Regions from separate parts of the Homo sapiens genome. Here region 1 is linked to region 2. Evidence: read pairs that join two places in POLR2A ChIA-PET (ENCODE). Cell type or tissue: MCF 10A. All regions are shown on one strand.

Evidence for each region. ChIA-PET counts read pairs that join two places held together with the same protein. Peaks named below come from ENCODE experiments on the same cell type or tissue, not always from the same donor. Only the 100,000 strongest peaks of a DNase experiment are listed, where the experiment ranks them.
Region 1: POLR2A ChIA-PET joins it to region 2 with 10 read pairs; 2 of 35 experiments call an interaction of 5 or more read pairs at or near these places.

The regions. Positions count from the first base shown.
Region 1 is chr6:158,297,043-158,305,042 of GRCh38, forward strand. It overlaps LOC124901447 (a long non-coding RNA gene), which reads right to left and starts at 6,330. Exons shown (of 2, transcript XR_007059835.1): 1 at 6,183-6,330; 2 at 1-3,136. It also overlaps a transcript of TULP4 not described here. In MCF 10A, no CTCF peak of the experiment used is centred here; a DNase peak (open chromatin) is centred at 3,699.
Region 2 is chr6:158,402,258-158,410,257 of GRCh38, forward strand. The region is part of intron 1 of TULP4 (TUB like protein 4); the gene reads left to right. Among named protein-coding and RNA genes, the nearest start is that of SNORA116, 83 kb to the left of the region's middle. In MCF 10A, no CTCF peak of the experiment used is centred here; a DNase peak (open chromatin) is centred at 3,454.

The sequences.
Region 1 (8,000 bases), 110 kb before region 2:
CCTAGTAAGCCTGAGGGTACTGCAGGAGACCAGAGTGTATCTCAGTCCTTTTCTCAACCGCATAGGACAGACACTCCCAGAGCGGCCGTTTATAGACCTCCCCCTAGGAATGCATTTCTTTTCCTAGGGTCTTAATATTTAATATTACTTGCTAGGAAAAGAATTTAGTGGTATCTCTCCTACTTGGCACGTCCATTTATAGGCTCTCTGCAAGAAGAAAAATATGGCTGTATTCTGCCTGACCCCGCAGGCAGTCAGACCTTATGGTTGTCTTGCATTGTTCCCTAAAATCGCTGTTATTCTGTTCTTTTTTAAGGTGCACTGATTTCATATTGTTCAAACACACATGTTTTACAATCAGTTTGTACAGTTAACGCAATCATCACAGGGTCCCGAGGTGATGTACATCCTCAGCTTACGAAGATAACGGGATTAAAAGATTAAAGTAAGACAGGCATAAGAAATTATGAGAGTATTATTAGGGAAGTGATAAATGTCCATGAAATCTTCACAGTTTATGTTCAGAGATTGCAGTAAAGACAGGCTTAAGAAATTATAAAAGTATTAATTTTAGGAACTGATATATGTCCACGAAATCTTCATAATTTATGTTCCTCTGCCACGGCTCCAGCTGGTCCCTCTGTTCGGGGTGCCTGACTTCCCACAACAGATAAGGGTCCAACAAAGATCACAAGGCAAAGGGCAAAAGCAGAACTACTGATAAGGTTCTATGTTTAGCGGTGCACGTATTATCTTGATAAACATCTTAAACAACAGAAAACAGGGTTTGAGAGCAGAGAACTGGTCTGACCACAAATTTACCAGGGCGGAGTTTTTTCCCACTCTAGTAAGCCTGAGGGTACTGTAGGAGACCAGGGCGTATCTCAGTCCTTATCTCAACCGCATAAGACAGACATTCCCAGAGCGGCCGTTTATAGACCTCCCCCTAGGAATGCAATTCTTTTCCTAGGGTCTTAATATGTAATATTCCTTGCTAGGAAAATAATTTAGCGATACCTCTCCTATTTGCACATCCATTTATAGGCTCTCTGCAAGAAGAAAAATATGGCTGTATTCTGCCTGACCCCGCAGGCAGTCAGACCTTATGGTTGTCTTCCCTTGTTCCCTAAAAATCGCTGTTATTCTGTTCTTTTTCAAGGTGCACTGATTTCATATTGTTCAAACACACATGTTTTACAATCAATTTGTACAGTTAACACAATTATCACAGTGGTCCTGAGGTGACGTACATCCTCAGCTTACAAAGATAACAGGATTAAGAGATTAAAGACAGGCATAAAAAATTATAAAAGTATTATTTGGGAACTGATAAATGTCCATATTAAAATGAAATCTTCACAATTTATGTTCCTCTGCCGCAGCTCCAGCCGGTCCCTCCGTTTGGGGTCCCTGACTTCCCGCAACATCTCTCCCTTTCTTTTTATATAAATGTGCCATGGCGATGAAGGCTTGTTCGTTCTCCCAGTTTTGACACAGGATTCTTTGACTGGTCTGGCACATGGTATCCAGATTCCTTCTTGATCTCGAACCAACATTATACTTTTCCTGGAGTCAAAACGGGAGTTAACACAAGTGTATAAATGACAATTAATGCATTGGACAGTTTGATTGTTCGTCCAAATTTTGATATTTTCCACTAACAGCATGTAAGGAGGCTTAACACAACTCTGTATAGGAGTAGTCAGGTTGGCGGTAAACAAAGCAGAATGTTTGAGTCTACGTTGATACTGAGGGAGAGGAGCGGCAGTGGCAATGCCCAATGTTCTGCGCCACAAAGAAGCAATCCTAGGTGCCCGGGGATGCCGAACAGGTAGAGGAGCATACCTGGGTCAAGAAGAATTATCATAATGCCAATTGGAGTCCCATAAAGGAGGATCAGCATCAAAAAGAGGGAAAAGGTTCAAAGGGGATTTATCATGGAGTTCAGAATCACGGATGCAAGGGGCGGTAGTGGGGACAACAGACAGAAACGTTTCCCCTTCCCATACTTGCAGTCTGGACATGGCAATAGCCAATTTCCAAAGTTCTGGGTGTTCTGGGCTCGGAATGGGGAGTATCCATACTAGGCCTCGGTCGGGGTGGGGGGTAATGCCCTTATCTTCCTGTTTTAAGGAAAAGGACGAGCTGAACCTCCTATGCCAAGTAGGATGATGATCCTCGTCATCCCAATAAGAAATATAAAATAAGTAGCCTCCAGGCATTCCCTTCTGCCAGAGGAGCAATCGTTTTTTAAATAGCCCTTTGGTGCCCAGTCTATTACTAAACCATATGAGTCATTTTTTTTAATACTACTGCATGTGAATTAACACAATCTTCCCAAATTAAAGTTTTAGATGGGCCCTCAAAATTTTTAGGACATGGTTTTCCTACAGGTTTATATTGAAGGTATGGGGTATCTCCTATTACTCCCCCTTTCATTTGTCTTAAAGGAGAAAGGGAGAGGCCGGAGACCAAATGTCCCCATTCCCTTGTGGCTGATCTCTCCAGAAGGTAAGCAGCCCAGACTTGAGTTTCTAGATGGATACAACCAGGTGCATGTCCAAAGCCCAGAGGAGGGCATTTATAACCCATAGTAACATTAAATGCAGTGCTTTCTTTTCCTGGTTGAGCAGGGCAATGTTCATCTGTAGCTCCAGGCAGCCACACACGATATCGTTAGCATAGATTTCCACAGGAGCATCCATCCAGGTGAGAGATTGAATAAGTGGGGGAAAAAGCACATAAGCCTAATAAGAATAATTTTGTGTAGCAGGTAAATCAGTTTGAGGGGAAACTGGTAAGACAAAGTGTAAGGGGGAGAATTATTAAATAAAACCTATTATAAGCGAGATCCAGTGCTAAAGGAGGAAGAGAAGAACAGGGGGATGTTATTTTCAGGCTAATAGAAATGGTGAGATTTTTAGGTTCTTAAGGAGAAAAAGGGAATTAGGAGAAGTGGGATTAGTTAGAGGGGTCTCTGTTGCCATTAGGGAGGATTGAACCACACCCATTTTAATTTGGCGTGCCAGTTTCTGAGGAGTCGGCACAGATCTCACCAGGTATGAAGGTGGTCTCTGACGCAGACGTCTCTTCCCTATGGTTTTTATTGTCAGTATTCACACGAAGTTTAAGTCTCCTAGTGGGCACCCAGACAGGGGATTGATGATCTCCTGGTGAAACACAAGCATACCCTCTTCCCCACGTTGTAATTGTTCCAGCTTCCCAGGTATTGGTCTGGGAGTTTTTCCCTAACACTGGCTTGCCTTCATTTAGGGAGAATTTTTTGCCTGTTCAGCTGCAGTCAGAGTATGTCTTTAGGAACATTTAGAAAGTTTAAAGTAAACAATGCTAAATGTAACTGGGAGTGGGGAGTGGTTAAATTATGCTTTTGTTGCTCAGACTGTTTGGACAATTGAGTTTTTAAAGTGCAATTGGCCTGTTCCGCCACAGCTTGTCCCTGAGGATTGTAAGTTACTCTGGTAATACGGGAAATTCCCCATTGTTGCATAAATAAATCAAAAGCCTTACTAACATATCCAGGGGCATTGTCTGTCTTTATTTGATATGGAAGCCCCATAACTGCAAAGCAAGAATACAGATGTCTTTTAATATTGGCTGTGCCTTCCCGTTTGGCAAGTAGCCCAAATAAAACCTGAAAAGGTGTCTACAGAAACATGTACATGTGAAATTCTGCCAAAGGAGCTAACATGAGTCACATCCATTTGCCATAAATCATTAGGAGTTAGGTCTCTGGGATTAATGCCAGGTTCCTGATTTGGAAGTACAAAAACTTGGCACTGAGGGCAGTGGTGGACAATAAGCTTAGCCTCCTTCCAGGTGAGAGCAAATTTATCTTTTAATCCAGCAGCATTGACATGAGTGAGATTATGGAACTCCTGAGCTTCTCGGATTGCAATAGAGACCAGTCGACCTTATCGTTACCAGCAGACATGGGTCCCAGTAGAGTGGTATGAGATCTAATATGTGTAATATAGAAAGGGTGTCTACGTTGGCGAACCGCCTGTTGTAACCTTGAAAATAAAGAAGCCAATTCAGAATTACCAATATGTTTGATAGTAGCGGTTTCTATATTTTTAGTGGCATGTACAACATAAGCAGAATCAGAGACAATATTTAAAGGTTTGGGGAAATCCTGTAAGGCAATAATTACAGCAATTAACTCTACCTTTTGAGCAGAGGTATAAGGGTTAGAAATAAGCTTGTCTGTAGGACCCACATAACCAGCATTTCTGTTACTGGAGCCATCAGTGAACACTGTAATGGCCTCAGGAATGGGCTGATCTTTGGTCAATCAAGTGACCACCCAAGAAGTCATTTTTATAAAATCAAACAGTTTTTTTTTTTTTGGATAATGATTGTCAACAACACTGATAAAATCAGCCAAGTGAATTTGCCACAGTATGGAATGTTGAAAAGTGGCCTGAACTTCGAGTTGATTTAAAGGAACCACAATTAAATTCGGATCAAATCTGGAAAATTTAAGTATTCTACACCGAGCTTGTCCAATTAGGGTGGCCATTTGGTCCAGATAAACAGACAAAGTTTTTGACACAGAATGAGGAAGAAAACACCACTCCACTAAGTCATTATGTTGAACTATTAGCCCAGTAGGGGAGTGCAATGAAGCGAAAACCAGAAGCTGAAAAGGCTGAGACGGCTGTACCCTAGACAACTGGGCAGTTTGGATTCTTTACTCCATGAATTCCAGTTCTAGTGAAGCCTCAGGGGTGAAAGTCCTGGGACTGCAGAGATTGGAATCTCCACACAGCATAGAAAACAAGTTAGATGGCGCGTATGTTGAAATGCCTAAAGTAGGTCTTAATTAATGTTATCTAAAAGTTTTTGGAATCATTTAAGGTTTTCAAAGAATCTCTCCTAATCTGAACCTTTTGAGGTTGAATATATTCTTTATTGAACACCATTCCTAAATATTGAACAGGAGTGGTCTGTTGAATTTTATCCTGAGCGATGTGTAATCCAGCCTCTTTAACACAATGGCTCAAAAATTGTTAACAGTCAATTCTTTATCAGTGGGGGCAGCGATTAATATATCATCAATATAATGAAGAATATAGGCCTGGGGAAATTGAGCTCAAAGTAGTGAAAGCACCTGTCCAACATAAAGCTGGCAGATGGTAGGGCTATTCAGCACTCCCTGAGGAAGTACTTTCCATTGATAACGAGCTGCAGGCTCCTGATTATTGATAGATGGTACAGTAAAAGCAAATTTTTCACAATTCGATTTATGTAAAGCAATATGAAAGAAATAGTCTTTAAGATCAGTAACTATGAGAGGCCAATTCTTAGGTATTAAAGCAGGGGCAGGCATCCTGGGTTGGACAGCTCCCATAGGTTTAATTACAGCATTAATGGCCCTTAAATCAGTTACCATCCTCCACTTGCCTGATTTCTTTTTTACTAGAAACACAGGAGACTTCCAGGGGGAGAGAGAAGGTTCCACATTTCCAAGTTGTAACTGTTTAGCAACCAATTGAGTTAAAGCCTCCAGTTTTTCTTGAGAGAGCGGCCGCTGCTCAATCCAAACAGGTGTTTCAGATTTTCATTGTAGGGAGGCATAGCAGTGGCTGTCATTGAAAAGGATGACCTAAACCAGCCCTCTTCTACAGTAACTTGAAGAGGTTTAGTAATTCCTTCATGTCTTGGACCGAGACCGAGTCCGGGAACAAACCCCATGTTTTCCATTATATTTTGACTGGGAGCACTGTAAGAGTTATGTGGAATATTAATTTCAGCCCCCCACTGTGTCAGCAAATCTCTACCCCAAATATTAGTGGAGATTGGCATGATATAAGGCTGAATTTTACCCTTTTGACCCTCAGGGCCAGTGCAAGGCAAGATAAATGTGCTCTGGTGAACTTCATCAGCTTTTCCAATCCCTGCTAGTTATATGTTAGTGGGATGTTTACGCCAGGAGGAAGGCCATAAATTAGAGGAAATAATAGAAACATCAGACCCAGTATCTAGTAGGCCCTTAAACTTTTTTCCTTGAATGTGTATGGTGCAGGTGGGCTGTTGTTCAGAAATTACATTAATCCAATAAGTGGCTTTTTCACTGTCAGAGCCCATCCTAGGACCCCGTGTCTTATCTCCTTTGTTTAAAACAATATTAGGTAGTAAAAGTAATTGAGCAATTGACTCACCAGCCAGAGTGGAAACAGGAATTTCAATGTAGGTTCTATTTTCCGTAAGTGTTGGCCGGCTGAGAAATAAAGGCAGCAGTATAAAGAGAGGAATTTTACAGCTGGGCCTCTGGGCATGACATCACATGTCGGTAGGACCGTGATGCCCGCCTGAGCCTCAAACCAGCAAGTTTTTATTAAGGATTTCAAAAGGGGAGGGGTTGTAAGAACAGGGAGTAGGTACAAAGATCACATGCTTCAAAGGGTAAAAAGCGTAACTACTAATAAGGGTCTAATAAAGATCACATGCTTCTCAGGGAACACGACAAAGGGCAAAAGCAGAACTACTGATAAGGGTCCAACAAAGATCACAAGGCAAAGGGCAAAAGCAGAACTACTGGTAAGGGTCTCTGTTGTTTTCAGTTTGGAGCTGATGTAAACCCTGCTGCTGTGAATACTTTGTATGTGAATACCTTATATCTACCTCCCCTTGAGCACTCACAGACAATGTGTTGTGGTGCACACACTCAGGAGTGGGAATGCTATTTGCAGGGTATTCACGTCTTCAGTAATACTAGTAATACCAAACTATTTTCCAGAGTGGTTGCATTCTTACAACTTGTAATGAATATGTTTCTGTTAAAATTGTGTAAGTGGAAAATATCTTCCCTAATTTATCTCCAGTCTCTAACGTTAATTCAAACGGTTTAGAAAACAAAACAAACCAAAAATGCTTTTTTACCTCTCCACTCCCGATGGTAAATTTTATCTGTGTTGGTGGAAAATAGGAATCAGATAACACAAAACAAATTGTAGTGAAAATAAGTTAGAAAGTAGAATATCTAATTGGGGACAAGAGAGGGAGAGAACACAGCACAGGGGCCTTGTGTATAATATTAATAATATTAATAGCTGTTTAATGAAGATTTATTGGTTGATTAATCTATGGGTATCTAACATACCTGATACACCATCCTGTCCCTAGGTTGAACTTTCCAAGCAAGTTCTGGGGCTCCTTCTTTGCCATTAGAACTGGATCGTATGGAAGCTAGAGTGGGAAGCATCTTATGTGTTTCATTACTGGCATCTAGAACCCTAGCAGGTCATTAATTCAATTAGACACATGTATTCTTTGGTTTGAGATTCTAATATCCTAAAAGCAGGTATGGGTTTTGTACTGATATACAGGAATGTTCTGAAAATAAGCTGTAATTATTAGAAACAGGTTTGTTTCTAATAATATCTGTGGAGGTCAGCATTATTTATTCTTAATGAAAACACCCAGGATTGCCCTTGGGCCTGTGTTAACAGTGCTCAGGGTAAAAAACATCATAATGACAAGCAGAGTAATATTTACTTTCAATCTGTTATTGAAAGACTTTATATGAATAGTTGCTTTTTAACCAACTTATCTCATTTTTTAAATTGAGGGGAAATATATATACCATTAAATTTACCAATTTTACCTTATTTTTTTTTTTGAGATGGGGTCTCACTCTGTCACCCAGGCTGAAGTACAGTGGTGTGATCATGGCCCGCTGTAGCCTTGAGTTCCCGGGCTCAAGCAATCCTCCCACCTCAGCCTTCCAAGTAGCTGGGACTACAGGTGTGCATCTCCATGTCTGGCTGATTTTTTTATTTTTTGTAACGACGGGGTCTTGCTATATTGTCCATGCTGGTCTGAAACTCCTAGGTTCAAGCCATCCTCCTGCCTCAGCCTCCCAATGTGTTGGGATTATGGGTGTGAGCCACTGTGCCCAGCCCATTTTTACCATTTTTAAAGTGTACAGTTCAGTGATATTAAAGTACATTCACATTATTTTGCAACCATTTGCCTTC
Region 2 (8,000 bases):
ACCCCTCAGTTACCCTTCAGCTTTGTCATATTCCCAGTGTGGCAACACTGGACTGCAACTTTCAGTATCTCCAGTGCCTGGCACAAGGTTAATGCTCAGCTGTTATCTGAATTAGAGTTTAGAGAGGATGTGGATGGAGTCACAGATTGGTTTTTCTTTTAATTCAATTGGGAGATAGTGTTGACTGTCATTACTGTTACAAAATTATTTGTATGAATTGAGGGAAGTGCAGACTGTCTGAGAAAACAAATGAAGACTGGTGTTCTGAATAGAGAATCATACTCAAAATTAACTGGACTTTCTCACTTCCCAATTAAAGGGGGTAAGATGCCAGCATTTTAGACATTATTGTTGGAATATCTTTGATAACTCAAAAACATTGTACATTTTGTTGTAGATCAGTTTTTTAAAGACATGTTTATTTGGAAGATAATGCCATATTAAAGGTCTGAACTAAGCTGTTAGCTTTCAAGCCTTAAGTTTAGAAAGTATACAGTGTACATTTTGAAATGGCAGTTGATTTTGTAAAAGGTCTTCAGGTTATTTTTGTAGCTATATCCAAAAATAAATGATGACTATTGGAGTTATTAGAAAGCAAATTATCTCTGTGCCAGAATGCTGGCTTTGGGAGTTTTTTTTTTTTTTTTTTTGACAACTTATGTTGGGAGAATAACAACCGATAACAGCACACAATAAACATCTCAATGATTTGTTTTGTGTTTACTTAAAACAAGTTTATATATTTATAGTCTTGTTCTCAAGTGGCTGACATGAACAGTAAAAGTGATACTGGAAAACTTGTGGGAATGAATATCCATCAATTGCCGGAACGCTGATGGTTAACTGGAAATTTAAGTCATTAAAAATCTTCCCAGTGGTTTGCTGTGCACTACTTGAGCTAGACCAGCTTTCTGCAGCCCACCTCATCCACTGAGCTCCCGAGCTCTGCTTGAAAGCAGGTGAGGACCCTAGCTCATTCCCTACTTGGTCTTCCATTCTACTGTTCCCCTTCCCAAGCTGCAGTCTGTCCTACCAGGATAAGTTCCTTGTGGTGGCCCTTTTTCTACAGTGAGTGTCTCCAGGGACACTTTTTCTTTTTGAGACGGAGTTTCGCTCTTGTTGCCCAGGCTGGAGTGCAATGGCGTGATCTTGGCTCACCACAACCTCCGCCTCTCGGGTTCAAGCGATTCTCCTGCCTTAGCGTCCCGAGTAGCTGGGATTACAGGCATGCGCCCCTATGCCCGGCTAATTTTTGTATTTTTAGTAGAGACGGGGTTTCTCCATGTTGGTCAGGCTGGTCTTGAACTCCTGACCTCAGGTGATCCGCCCGCCTCGGCCTCCCAAAAAGTAGAAGGAGCTGTTTCCGCCCGGTTTTGAACCGGGGACATTTCGCGTGTTAGGCAAACTTGATAATTACTACGCTATGGAAACCCTGGGACATTTCTAATTAGCCCTGCTTAACTAGTATTTTAATTTGGGCGTCTCATTGCTCAGGTATGTTCCTTTTGCCTTAGTCACCTAGATATCTTGTAGTCAGTCAGCTAGTTCAGGTTTCTAGCTAAAACAACAACAACTCTTCTCATTAGAATTCACTTGTGTGCGTGTGTGGCGTCTTTACATGTAAACTTAGGAACTGCATCTAGGTTTGAGTGGTTGGTGCCACTACCATGTGGCTATGGGATGTTGGACAAAACACCTAACCTCCCTAAGTCTCAGTTTCCTATTTTGGAAGATAAGAATGGCAACATTTGCATCATATGGTAGTTGGGAGAATCAAAAGCTCTTACCCACCACACTCTCCTAATGTCTGATGTGGAAATGTCAGTCTCCACTCATGCTCCGGCTCTCTTCAGTTTGCTGGAACCTTTCTTATGGTGAGTTCATTGTACTTTTAGGATATTGGATGTCCTTGAAGACCAGAATGTCTACTGCAATACAGATCAGCTTTCATTTAGATTTTTCTTCCTAGCAGCATCTCCTGTGGTGTTAAAAGATCCTGACTTCTGCAGAAAGATGGTAGAAAGTTCCATAGCCCTTTCATAAGTATTGAGTGATAGTTTCTAACCATACCTGCTTCTTAGGTTTGAAGTGTTCCATGGAGATGCTTGGAAGATGTTAGGCCAGGGATCTCTTTGGTGTATGTTACATTTTTTCTGTAACATATAAAATAAAACCCTTAAGAATAATGTATTGAGGATATGTACATGTATAATTAAGGTATAAAAATGCCTGTGAATTGGCCAGGTGCGGTGGCTCAGGCCTGTAATCCCAGCACTTTGGGAGGCCAAGGCGGGTGGATCACAAGGTCACGAGTTTGAGACCAGCCTGACCAACATGGTGAAACCCCGTCTCTACTAAAAATTCAAAAATTAGCCAGGCGTGGTGGTGCACGCCTGTAATCCCAGCTACTCAGGAGGCTGAGGCAGGAGAATTGCTTGAATCCAGGAGGTGGAGGTTGCAGCAAGCCGAGATTGCACCACTGCACTCCAGCCTGAGCGACAGAGGAGACTCTGTCTCAAAAAAAAAAAAAAAAAAAATGCCTGTGAATTAAAAACATGAAATATCCATAAGGTCATTTTTTTCCTCAGACAAGAAAAGATTGAGGTCTGAGAGGAATACAGAGGGCTCTGGATAGTACTGGTGATATTTTAAGCCGAATGAGAACATTTCATAGTAAATTTTTCTTTAAACTGTTATATATGTCATAAATATTGCCTAAGATTTTTAAGTTAAAAAAAAAGTCTATGGAGAGAGTTTAACCTTCTTTCAGCTTCACTTACCTGAAACAAGGTAATAGTCATGGCAGTACCTCCTTCTAAGATGTTTGTGGAGCTAAAATAAGCTATGTAAAATAATGTATGTAAAAATGACTTAAACTTATTGTTGCTGAAATACATTGTTTAAATTCACTGTCTAACAAGATAGTTTTTTCAGACGTATGAGAAGATGGAAGTAAAATATGGTCATTGTGGGAAAATCAGAAAATAAGGAAAAGTTTAAAAATCATTTATAACACACCTGTTGGGGTGATCAGACCCAACACCAGGTCGTGGGGGTGACGAAGTCCAGCGGAGTCAAAGGAATTAGAAAAGACAGTTTGAGAGAGAAAGTGGGTCCAGGGGGCCATCGCTAGTGTGTAGAGGCTGCGAAGGCCCCGAGCTCTGGGAGCCCAGACTATTTATTGGTGATCAAACAGGTGTTGAGAATGTGGGGGTCAAAAGGGCACCGTTGCATTAAGCACATGATTTACAGCTGTGACGGTTTAGCATATGCTCTGCTACTTGAGATAATGGAGAGCAGGTTCTTTTAACTCAAGATACAATCGATCCTGGGAGAGCAAGGAGCAAGGAGCAAGGAGCCAGCAAGTCTAGACACATTCCAGAGCCACGAGCCCTGGATTCTATCCAAGCCACAAGGGGTTTTTATGCCCTGGGCTGAGATTATGGTGCGTCAGGGTAGCCTTCCACCCTTTAGCACAGAGCTTGGCGTTCCAAAGGCCACAAGGAGTTTTAGACCCTGGATCCCGGACATGTTCCAAGAATCTTTTACATTATGTCAGACGTACAAGCCTTGCCTCGGCGTCTCCCAACACACACCACCAGGAACGTCTTAGTTTATTTCTCTTTAGTGTGATTTTATTTTCTTTCCTCAGAACCAGAACTAATTGATACAGTTGTTTTCTAGGACATTTTTGCATTGTAGAAGTATGACAGCAAGAACACATGCTTAAAAAGCAAAGAATGAAGTGGCTCCTCTGAGTGTTCCACCAGGTGCTCCTTGGGCAGGCGTCTCTCCCCTCTTTGTGTCCTCCCTGAATGCACCTGTTTGGTGCTTCCTGAATACTCATTGGCTGAGTGATTGACGGCCACAGGTGACAGCTTGGTTAACAGGTGCTCTGAACAAGAGAGAGAAGACAGAGCCTCTTGGACCCTGACCTAACCTTGAACTTGCTTTGTGACCTTAGGAAAGCTTATTCACCTCATTAGCCTACCTTTCCTCATCTGTGAGCCAGAGCACTAAACATTTATGTTTAGAGCTAAACAGATGTCTGTTTTAGCTCTAAATTAACTATTAATACTAATAACTACTAGATACACCAAGGGTATTTAGTTGAGAGTGAGTGAAAAGAAGTGATGAGGAAAAATGTGAATTTCACAAGTTTTCAAAGTGATTTGCAACCTCAATGAATAGTGCATGTGATTGAACATACTTTCCAGTAGAATTTTTACTCAGGAGTTTGCAGCTATGATGAGTGGAAAAGAATAGAAGTTAGAGTCATAGGGGGTACTATTCCACAGGATTTTGAGGCAGATGAATGCCTGAATATGGTCAAAAGATGAAAGTATTAACTGTTGGGTTTCCTCCAGACCGTAATTATAATGTAGCTCTTCAGCATTGTTTTATCTTGCTTTAATGGAAGAATCTTGCTGCCACTTAATAGATGAGAAGCATGGAATGGTAGTTTCGCATTCATATCAGATTTGGTGTGGAGTTCACTTTTTCCTAATTCAGGCCTGGCTAATAATATAAACTCTATCCAATAAGAAGATATATTATTTTCTGACAAAAAAGTTTGGAAAATACAGGAAGGAATGTGTAACTGTGTTTCCTGGTACATGTCCTAAGGAAGCTGGGACTAGAAGGTCACCCCCCAGCACATGCAGGTTCAGAACTGGTTAGAGGCACGGCGGTCCCCAGATTCCAGGGCTTTGACCACAGATCTGTTTTCTGAGTTCCTGTATTATCTCTAGGCCATTTCATTCACAGATTCTTGCCAACCAACTGAGATTAACTGAATTGTGTTTGAATGAGAACTGGATTTGTGAACATTCAAATGACAGAAATAAATTTGGCTATCTGAAAGTAAAATCTAAAGTTTTCTTCACATGTAGTTAGTGTTTCAGAGGGCTTAAGAGAAACTCAGTAATAGTAAAGACTACCCAACTAAAAATGGGCAAAGAATCTGAATAGACATTTCTCAAAAAACACACAAATGGCCACCAAGCACATGAGAAGATGCTCCGCATCATTAACCATCAGGGAAACACAAATCAAACTGCTGCACACTCACCAGGGTGGCTGTCATTTTTTAGAAGACAGGCAATAGCAAGTATTAGAATTTGGAGAAACTGGGAACCTCAGCCATTGCTAGTGGGGATGTAAGTTGGTGCATCATTTTGGAAACCAGTCCTGTAGTTCCTCAAAAAGTTGAACATAGAATTATCATTTGACCCAGCAACTCCACTCCTAGGTATAGACCCAAGAAAAATGAAACATGTTTATACAAAAAAAAAACTTGCACACAAAAGTTCATAGCAGTATTCATAATAGCTAAAAGTTGATGAACAGATCAACAAAATGTGGTCTCTCAATACAATGGAATGTTACTGGGCTATATTTAAAAGGTAAACACTGATACATGGTACAACATGGATAAACCCTGAAAACATGCTAAGAGAAGGAAGCCGGTCACAAAAGAGAACATATCGTATGATTCCTTTTATATGAAATGTCCAGAGTAGGCAAATCTGTAACAACAGAGAATTGGTTGCTTAGGGCTGGAGGGAAATATTGTGGGGTTGGTTGGTGGTAGCTAAAAAGTACAGGGCTTTGAGGGTTGAGGTAGATGTTCTAAAACATATTGTAAAGGTTGTACAACTCTGTGAATATACTAATAACCATTGCATTGTACACTGACAATGGGTGAATTACATATGTGAATTTTGTCCCAATAAAGCTGTTATCCAACCCCTTATCATTTGAATCAGTTTTAACATCTTACTCTTGAGAGAGAGAGAGGGAACAGATAACGGTTAATCATCTTTCAAGAATAGTTTAATAGAACAAAAGCTACAAAGTTCTCAGTCTGGTGTGGAACATTTGTGTGACGGAGCGCAGTGTACCGTATGGGCCGGGACTGTGCAGAAGGTGCTGCACGCAGAGCAAGCGGGAGTGCTTGGAACTTCAGGGAAGGCTTTACTCACCAGGCGGCAAGGGGCAGAAGGGTGTTCCTGGCCAAGGGTGGCACGAAGCATGTGGTGATGTTGCTTTTTAAGTTACAGAGTTGGGTAAGGGGTGCAAGTGGTGGGAGACAGGTCTGGAAAGGGAGATTACCTTTCAAAACATTTATCTTTTATTAAAGAGGAAACTGTATATGTAAATACTGTGCTGAAGCAGTCTTTATCTTCTGGAGTTTTGAGTTTGTGAATTAATAACACAGAGCTCTCATTTGCTGAATGTTTGCGGTGTGCCTGGCCCCGGTCTGAGGTCCTTTCTTAAGATACTCCTCACAACTCCGTGAGGGGTGTGCTACCATGGCTTGCGTCAAGCAGACGAGGAAAGGGGCAGCAAGAGGGTCCTGGTGGCCACAGCTGTGCAGCTGGTGAGTGAATGACGAGGCCCGGAGTCAGAGCCAGGCAGCCAGACTCCAGAGCCCGCCTTCCTCACCACTGACCTCCCGGTGACATCTCTGGGGGCAGCAGTCTGCAGAACCATTGTTCTAGTTGAATTTCTTCCAGCCTCCTTTTCAGGGTGCTTTTGGTTCGTTAAAATGACCACATGTGTCTACAATTAAATTGGCAATCACTTTGTTTTTCTTGCACAATTGTAGTTGTTGCTGGTTCACTTAATAAATTGCAGAATAAGAAGAACAGAGTGGTGATAATCACAGGGATTTCTTCCTTGAGCTGTGTGTATTTAGTGTTCATTCAAATTACATTTGTTTTAGGTTGAGAGAAATCCTTCTGAATAGTGATGACATTGGTTGTTCCCTGAGATGGCTTCTTGTGTAAATCTATCAACACCCTTTGGAGGGCTCCTGACTCAGAAGATGAACGTCCTTGGGATGGGCAAAGTGATGCTTGTTTTGCCTTCCCTAAAAGTAGTTCTAGGTGTAAGAAGTGATGTGACTGACTTAGGGCCTTAGATTATGGCCCAAATGTAGGCTTTCTGCAGTTCTGCCCTATGTTTTTTTGTGTAGATTTTCCTGCCTTTAATAACTTCACTGATAATAGTAACACTCTAAAATGAGAGAACATGTCTTATATTGGAGAGGGTAATAGGTTGGTATCTTTTTGAACCATCAAAGGCCTAGGTCAAAACTAACCCTTTCCTCTGACTTCTTAGTCAAAGAACATACACTTTAGCTAATACCCCAAGACAGAAGTTCTTTGGTGCTGAGAGTCAACGAGAGTCACATTCTCCTTGAAAAGGGAAGGGAAGCTCTATACCTGGATAACTGCGCAGATCCATGGCCCCATAGCACAAAATTCGGGCAACTGAGAACCCAGCTGGCCCCCAGCTGGTAATTCCTCAACATTCTGGTGTGTCCTAACATTGCCAAATAGGCTGGAAGGATTTAGAGAACAGGAAGTAAGCTACTGGGAGATAAGGCTGCAGCTGTGAATTATAGACAGGGGAGGAAATGAGAATAACAGCATTAGCAGTTTGGCTTTATTTTTAAACCAAAAATCACTGGAAAGATTTCTGTCTCTAATTTAAGGGTGTTACTCACCTTTTCGTTTATACTAGTTGGAACTCTTAGCAAAGTATGTAAATGGGACTATGTTTCCATGTACTGCTGCATCTCAACTGATTAAGAATCTTTTTTTTTTTTAGAGGTGGAGTCTTGCTCTGTCGCCCAGGCTGGAGTGCAGTGGCATGATCTCGGCTCACTGCAAGCTCCGCCTCCCGGGTTGATGCCATTCTCCTGCCTCAGCCTCCCGAGTAGCTGGGACTACAGGTGCCCGCCACCACGCCCAGCTAGTTTTTGTATTTTTAGTAGAGACGGGGTTTCACCGTGTTAGCCAGGATGATCTCAATCTCCTGACCTCGTCATCTGCCCTCCTCTGCCTCCCAAAGTGCTGGGATTACAGGCGTGAGCCACCGCACCTGGCCACTGATTAAGAATTTCTAAAAGATGAAATTGAGTCTGTGAACATTTCGTTTATCCAACAATGGCAACTGTGTTGTCATAAGACCAAAAAATCTTCAATTTCACA